2 separate regions of the Homo sapiens genome follow, and region 1 is linked to region 2. Evidence: read pairs that join two places in POLR2A ChIA-PET (ENCODE). Cell type or tissue: endothelial cell of umbilical vein. All regions are shown on one strand. Region 1 overlaps RAPGEF4 (Rap guanine nucleotide exchange factor 4). Region 2 overlaps RAPGEF4 (Rap guanine nucleotide exchange factor 4).

What was found. Peaks named below come from ENCODE experiments on the same cell type or tissue, not always from the same donor. Only the 100,000 strongest peaks of a DNase experiment are listed, where the experiment ranks them.
Region 1: POLR2A ChIA-PET joins it to region 2 with 7 read pairs; 3 of 35 experiments call an interaction of 5 or more read pairs at or near these places.

Annotation. Positions count from the first base shown.
Region 1 is chr2:172,860,041-172,864,040 of GRCh38, forward strand. All of the region lies in intron 4 of RAPGEF4 (Rap guanine nucleotide exchange factor 4), which reads left to right. Among named protein-coding and RNA genes, the nearest start is that of RAPGEF4-AS1, 130 kb to the left of the region's middle. In endothelial cell of umbilical vein, no CTCF peak of the experiment used is centred here; DNase peaks (open chromatin) are centred at 191 and 2,231; H3K27ac peaks cover 458 bases.
Region 2 is chr2:172,917,271-172,921,270 of GRCh38, forward strand. RAPGEF4 (Rap guanine nucleotide exchange factor 4) reads left to right here. Exons shown (of 31, transcript NM_007023.4): 5 at 532-604. Among named protein-coding and RNA genes, the nearest start is that of MAP3K20, 160 kb to the right of the region's middle. In endothelial cell of umbilical vein, no CTCF peak of the experiment used is centred here; no DNase peak of the experiment used is centred here.

The DNA.
Region 1 (4,000 bases), 57 kb before region 2:
TTAGATTACCAATGATAAAGCCGGGGCTACGGCTAAAGAAAGGTAGGATGCATACGCAGAAACATTAGTGCTAATATGCTGCAGAAAAGCCAAGATAAATCAGTCCAGCTCTCATACATCACTAAGGGAGAAGCTGATTGCAACTTGACCATGTTGCCTGAGTAGTCCCATCAGTGAGAAGAGGAGAACATGGATTTAAAAAAAACTAGAATGTACCCCTAGGGCTCCTGCCGTGGTGGACCTGGGAGAAGTGTCTGGTGTAAGTTTCAGCTTGTTTTATCCATGTATTTAGCAGTGTGTTCACATATACAGGGAGCTTGTTTCTCTTCTCTGTGTTTTCATGGAAGCCTCAAGCATGTTTATTTACAGAAGTAGACTTCATTTTGTGTAAATGTAATATCAACCTAATAAAGTTCTTAACAGAGAACAGTTTAACCCAGTGTTTATCCAGGAGAGAAATGTAAAAAAAAGTAATGGTTGTCATAACTGTCTGCAGGAAGCCTGTGCGTGAGTTTTGTTTATTTGGGTTTTTTTTTTTTTTTTGGTTTTGTTTTACGGGGAAGTGAAGGGTTAGAGGAGTAGATCTGAAATGAAAAACTCAGTTATTTGGCAATTGTTTTTTTAAAAAATGTATTTGTCACCCAGCATTTCACTCCTCCTGTGGTCTTTTGTTTTGAAAAACTATGTTTAAATATGTAAAGCCAGCCTGCTAGAAACGCATTATATTTTATGACTGGGATGTTTGTATTGTTTCATATCTGTTATTAGACAAAATAATCATAAAGGGTGTTTTCTATGGACCTTTTTATATTCCAAAATTAAGTACAGATGGTAATTTTCAGCAGTTTTAAAAATTTGTCAATTATTTAATTTAGCATCACTTAAGCATCTGCACAAGGAGAAAGCTGAGATGGTACAGAAACTGAATGAGCATTGATTGCTAGTCTGAATTGCATCTTTAAAGTTTTTGCCTCAAATCTCTGATTTCACAGTTTATTTTTACCAAATTAGATTATCATATTTCATTATCGAGACTATGAATGGGTGGAACTCTCTGAGATATCCTACATTTCCCGTTAGAACAGGGCTTAAAGCGCCTGCTGATTGTTGCTCTGAGGGAAATTCTCATGCCGGCTCACCGAGAAGATTGCTTAAATAATGCATGGGCAAGAGCGAAGCAAGATGGAATTTATGGCCCAGACAGTGTGATCAGGCTTTTGTTCAGAGGAGACACTACTTAAGTGTGAGCATACAGCATACACTGAGGCTCAGGGGAAGGGTGTAACTGAATGAAATTAGTGACCACATGATGCTGTCCACATGTTATTTCAAAACAAGCCTTAAAACAGTCCATTGATCCTATAGTGTGGTTAGAGGGAGGGAAAAGGGGGTATCTTGAAGTGCCAGTTGCAAATAGAATCCCCTGACTGAAAATTCCATGGGGCAGACACAGGAAGTGAATGCTATACCAGGAAGATGGTGTCCCTGGCGAGCCTAGGTGTTTGACTGATGAAATGTAGTATGGCAGTCTTGTTAGGAAAGAATAAACCTTGACCAAACTGCAGGGTTCTATACACTATGTCTTCCATCTTGTCCTAATTAGAGGAATATGTCTGCTGAATCTTAATCTGTTTAATTGTTGATAGAGCAGGCATGTGATTTTCTATAAATACACATGAGCATTCATTTCTGAAATAATGGCTGTTGCCAAATATATTAGACCGACAGGAGTGCTGGACTAGGGAAGCTGTGCTGAATAGTTGAGTTTTGGAGGTAATGGACCAGTTGAGAATCACTGCACAGCTGGGCCAGCAGCTGCACCCAGTGCTCTGTCAAGTTTGGCCTCTAATTTCCTTGAACTTGTCCTTGTTTGCCAAAATGATGCACGTAGCAAGAACTTGCTTTAAATGAGCCCACTGCCAGCAAAAAAGACCCTTTTCAAAGAGTCTTTGTCGAAGTGTGTTGTCAACAGCGGCAATGGCCAAATGAGGTATTGATTAGGCGATGGGAAGTTTGAATAATCACAAAAATAAAAACCAAAGACAAAGTGGTAGAATGAGGTAAGCTGGCAGGAGATCAGAGTACATTAAAAGGCAGCATTCGGTCATCACTGTCCTAACTAAAGGACATATGGAAAAATCCCATAATAATATCCAGCAATAATTATCTTGTAGTTAGGAAAAAATAAATTGGCCCCTGCAGTTTGGAAGGCAGCCCAGTAATCTCAGTGCCTTTTTTCTTAACAGTGTATTGTTCTGATATTCTTTGGGACCGGGTCAGAAGGAAGTGTCAGAGAGAGCATTTTATATTAAGAAGCATCCTATGACTAAATAGTACAATTAGTGGCAAGCTGAGCAGAGACAGCAGCAAGGGCTCACCTTCCATTCTCTGGTCCCAACTTCAGCAAGTGTTTATTTAGCATTTGCTGTGTATCTAGCATGTTCTAGATACATGCTGTAACCAACTAGATTAAAAACTCTTTGAGAGCAGACACTTGGATTTATACGTTTCTCTTATAAATCCCATCTCTTGAAAACTATTGCCCTTGATATGATAACGGCAAGTCTGTCTAGTTCCTTGACTTTAAAGGTATTAAATATTAAATCCTTGTTATGGAGATGCTTAATTTTTCTGTTGCAACACAGATCACCCTCCCTCTTCAGATTTGAGGGCTAGTGACTTGAACACTTGCAAGTTAGGTGGTTTGGGACAAAATACCTAATCTCTTGGGAGAGGAAGTTTCCTCCTTTGTGAAATGAAGAAAGTAACATTCATCATACAGGAATTAAGAGAAGAGATGTACCTGGGTGTTAGGAGGTGCTCTCCTGCCCTCACAGGATATAGTAGTATCATTTACCCCGTGGACTGAGTGTGCAGTGGAGCACAGGGGAGGTGGGGGACTGAGTAGGATGGCAGGAAAGCTGGCTAGAAGGGTGGAACAGTACCTTTGATAAGAATATGACCTGAGACAGGATGGTGCCTGTGGGAATGAGGGGGAAAAGATGAATCTGAAATATATTTCAAAAGGGAACATGACAGAATATGGCAGCAGATTGTATTAAAATAGGGTGACAAAGAAGAAAGAATCATAGTGAGGAGTGAAAAAATGATGGGTTTATGATTATGGCAAAGTCTAATGTGTGTGTGTGTTCTCTAAAAATCAAAAAGCTAGAACAATACAGTATTTCAGGGACTTATAAACTAAGAAAAGTAAGAGAGAAGAGGAAATTGGAGTGCTCTAGTTAACTTATGTAAAGGGAAAGGGAAAAATCAATGATAAACCAATAATATAGAGCTATTGCTGACAATAGAATGAGAATTCAAAGGAATTGCTTAAAATGGCAAATCTATGTTTGGAGTTTTTCCCAGACAAGACCCACAATCATCAAATAATAAGGCTCTTCTGCAATCTTGGAACTTATTTAAGTTTTCCTGAGTTAAAAAATGCCACTGAGGGGATACAAATAGTGTCAGGGTTGGGAAGAAAAAAGAGCACGAGGAATGGAAATTCTCAAAATAGCTCGGTTTTAAAGAGGAAATGGGAGCCAAAAGATGGCTAGTTGACCTTTCAGAACATAACCATTCATTATGATTTGTCAGAAAGTTTGGCAACTGTTATTCCCTAAATAACTTATTGTGATTTTTAAGGAAATTCAAGCAAGAATCAAAATTATACCAAACCCCCAACTGGCAAAAAGGTTGTTTTCCACAAGTTCATTTGCAAGCCCTTTATAGGAGCGATGTTGTAAACATATTTAGGCTCCTTTTCAAAAGTCTACCCAACCCACCCTCGGGTCAAAGTCATGTACAATTGCAATAAAAATTAATAGCAAAACCACTTTTCATGTTAATAATTAAAGCATATATAAGCAATATTAAGCAATGACTATATAAGCAGTAAGCAATAATTAAAGCATAATAGAAGCAATAATCACCAGGATAGAAAATATTTTGAATGCTAGTGTTCAGGGTTAACTACAAGATGATATGTATGGGTTGT
Region 2 (4,000 bases):
AGGTCACATAAACAGGCAGGTGTACGATGTAAAAGGAAGTAGGTAAATGGAAGCGAATCAGCTTCTTTCAAAAAAGACATTTTTCTCAAGATGCGTTTCTTTTTGCTTTGAAAGAAGCTGATTCAGTGCCATTCACCTATTAAGTAGGCAGCACATTTATTTGTATCTGCATCTATAAAGCTCGAGTGCCTTTTCCCTCTACAAAAAGCTGAGCTTGTGTTTGTGGGGTTGGGGAGGGGTGCAGGGGGTGCTAAATATCCCACACAATTCAGGCAGCCACAGATATATAAATGAACTGGCGGAGATAGAACCCCTGCCCCCGGGCACATTCAGTCTTATTCAGGAAGACCTGTTTAGAACACAACATCTTTATTTCAGACCAGAGACCCCGGAGAACACGTTTCATGGCTCTATAAATACAAGGCTCAGATGCTTCCTGACACCCAGCATTTCTGCTTTTTAACATGTAAATAAATGAATGCTCAAAGCAAGTAAATATCTGTGTGTTGAGTTTACAATCTTGTCTTTCAGAAATATCGACAGTATATGGCAGGACTTCTGGCTCCTCCTTATGGTGTTATGGAAACGGGCTCTAACAATGACAGTAAGTGGAAAATGTGAACATTTTGTATCTAAAAATTTGTCGTGTGGTATGTGTTTTCATGTGACAAAAAATATGTCCTACACCAGCTTGTCAGAGTAAGTCTCCAGACTCTTTTGTGGATAAACAAACCTGCCAGCTCACACTGGAGATATTTTTAAAGAAATGGTTAATATAGTATTAGTCTGTGGTCTTAGCTGATAGAGAGAGGTATGCTCTGGTGCCAGCTGGAACTTTGGCATGCATAGAATACTTTCCCAAAATATCTTCATCTTATAGTGAAATCCAGTGTTCTTTCTGTGCCCTTTTAAAGAAGGGATGCACGAACTGTATTTGTTTCAGTCCCATCTGGATACCTGAGAGCCCCACCTCTTGCTTTTTTTTTTTTTTTTTTTTTTACTCTATTGATGAAGAGGAGAAGTGGGGTGAGTCATTTATTTAATCTTCTAAATCATGGCCTCTTCCAATTCCAGGCCTTTGTGAACTTTAGATGCTCTTACCACACACACACACACACACACACACACACACACACACACAAAGTGACTATGGAAGGTGACAGATAGGTTAATTTGCTTAACTGGAGTAGTCATTTCACTAGGTATATGTATATCAAAACAATGTGTTGTACATATTAAATATTTTTAATTTAAAACATCCAGGCCTTTTATGAGAGACCAGTCTCTGGCTGGTCAGCAAAGAAACGAAGTTTTTCTCTGTGGTATTCTTCTCTAGTGGGTCCCCACTAAACTCAAAGAAACCCGTATGTCCCCTGAGTCTTTTGATCTGTTCATGCATGTCGGAAACATGGTTAGCGTTCGTTACCATTGCATCTGTGAGTCTCCTTATGAAGCTCTTGTGTGTACACATATAACAAGATTCCAGGTCCTGGAGTCTTTGGAGCTATAGTGCTTCAGCCAGCAGACCCAGTGATGCAGCAGGTAGTCCCTGCATCTTCAGAGCCACAGCCAGCCACCCTTCAGATCCTCTTCCTGGATCCTAGAATTCCCACCCTCCCTCGCTGACCAGTCACTCACTGCAAGAGATCTCTCTCCCTGCTTGACCGCAATCCTGAGTGAACATCCTCATTTTCCTCCCCGCATTTCACTATTTCTATGCAGCCTCTGCCCTGTCTCCCCATTTGCCTTCTGCTTTCCTGCAGAGGAGGAGGGTGGGAGGGACAGGTTCATCCTTCCTTTCCTCTCTTGTTCTTGCTTTCTTTCTCTCCTGGCTGAGCCAGGGATGGCTGGCTAATTAAAGCACCTGAGTTGCAATCCCAGCAATGCTGTCTTCTAGCTGACATCTGGCAAGGCACGTAGTCTCTCTGTGCCTTGGTTTCCTCAGAGGGTTGTTGTGAAGATCAAGTGAATCAAAGTATGTTGTTTCAAAGGGTGCCAGGCATGTAAAAAGCTCCCAAATGGCATAGGCTATTTCCTCACCTCCAGTCACTCTTCGACCCCTCAAAGTCTGGATTTTGCCCCATACTTCTTGAATAAACCACTCTAAAGTTACCAGTGACCAACCAATAACCAGACCTGATCATTCCCGTTGCCCACGTCCAGACTCCATTCCGCCTTGGCTCCCGGGGCACCACTGTGTTATCCTGGCTTCCTCCTCTCTCTCTGGCCACTCACATTTTGGTCTCTTCCATAGGTACTTCTTCCCCCGCTTATGGAAGAGTTTAGCCATGGCTTCTTTTCTCTTTCCTTCTCCATACTCACTCTCCCCTCTTCCATGGCATCCTTTCCTGCAACTGATACAAACACTTCCCAAACCAACACCTCTGTTTGATCCTTCCAGGGGCAGCCTAAGTTTCCAGGTGACCTCAGGTTCTTTTTCTACCTGGTTGTCCTGCTGGCCTCTCAAGCTCAAAATGTTGATAAGGGAACACATTCTGATTCCCGCAAAACCAGCCCCTCCTCTGGAGAGGCCGGTTTCTGACAATTCCATTGTTCTCCTCTTGTGCTGGGCTCCAAACCTCAGCCATTTTGGACTCCTCCTTTCTCTCGCCATCACCCCTGCTTGCCCGGGCCCAGCGCCCTTCCTTTGCATGTTCACAGTCTTCCTTTCAGTTCCCTCTGCAGCCACCTGGCCTTGGGCCTCATCTCTTTGGATTTTAGGGCAGAGATGAGTCAACTGGCTGTGAACCTTCACTATCTCACCCTTGGTCTAGTCTAGGCCTGATTTCCCCAAGACATTTTTTACTTTTTATTATGAAAAATTTCAAACATACAGAAAGTGGAGAGAATGATACAGTTAACACCCTTATTTTCATCACTTTCATTTAACTGATGTCAATAGTTTAATACTTCAATATATTTCTTAGTAGTAAATTAATATGCATTTTAATATTATTTTTGACATTTTTTTTCTTCTAATCACAATCACATATACACGTCACTCCAAATATGTCACCAGGCATTTTTGAAAATAAGGACTTTTTCATGTGTAACCAGAGCACCACAATCACACCTAATAGCTGGCATGATTTTCCTTAGTAACATCCGCCACCCAATCCATATTCAAATGTTCCCAACCGAATGTCTTTATTGCTGATTGCTCAAACTGGACTTCAGTCAAGGGCCATGCTATGGTCATCTGGTGTTATGTCTTAAACGTCTTTTAATGTTAGACAGTCTCCTTCCCTCCTTTCTCCTGATCATATCACTCTGCTGCTTGAAACCTTTCAATGATCATCCATTGCCTGCCATGGAAGGTGAAATTCCAAGACTATTAATGTCTTAGCCCAACTGTCAAGTTCCTGTGTGGCCTCAAATCACCTTTTCAGTGTCATTTCTCTACAGATACCCTAATTTCCAGCTACTCATATATGGTGATTTGTGCAACTGTGTATTTATCTTATTGAACCTGCTAGAAAGTAAGCTTCTGTTATATCCCATAACCTCATACAATCAACCCTAGTTCTTTCAGATGGATGATGGATGGGTGGATGGATGAATGGATGATTTGGGATGAGCTTCAGAGTGCTGACCTGAGGCCATCCTTCCTCTTTCTGACAGACCTGGGAAGTGATAGCGAGCCTGTTAATACTCTCTGTTTCAGAGAATAGCTCTTCTCTGCCTCTTTTCTGACTGCGTTTTTATGTCTTGTGTGGTCCCAGGTGTGGATCAAAGCTTCAATTAGGGAATGTTTCCAAAGTCTCTTTCATCCTCACCCCTCCTGCATTCTGTACTACTGCCTACTAGGATGAGCACTCAGGTTTTTTGCTTTTTTGTTTTTGTCTTTGTTTTGTTTTTTTTTTAGTCAGGGTCTCACTCTGTCACCCAGGCTGGAGTGCAGTGACATGATCATTGCTCACTATAGCCTTAACCAAACCTGGTTCAGGCGGTCCTCCCAAGTAGCTACAGGCATGCACCACCATGCCCAGCTAGTTTTTTG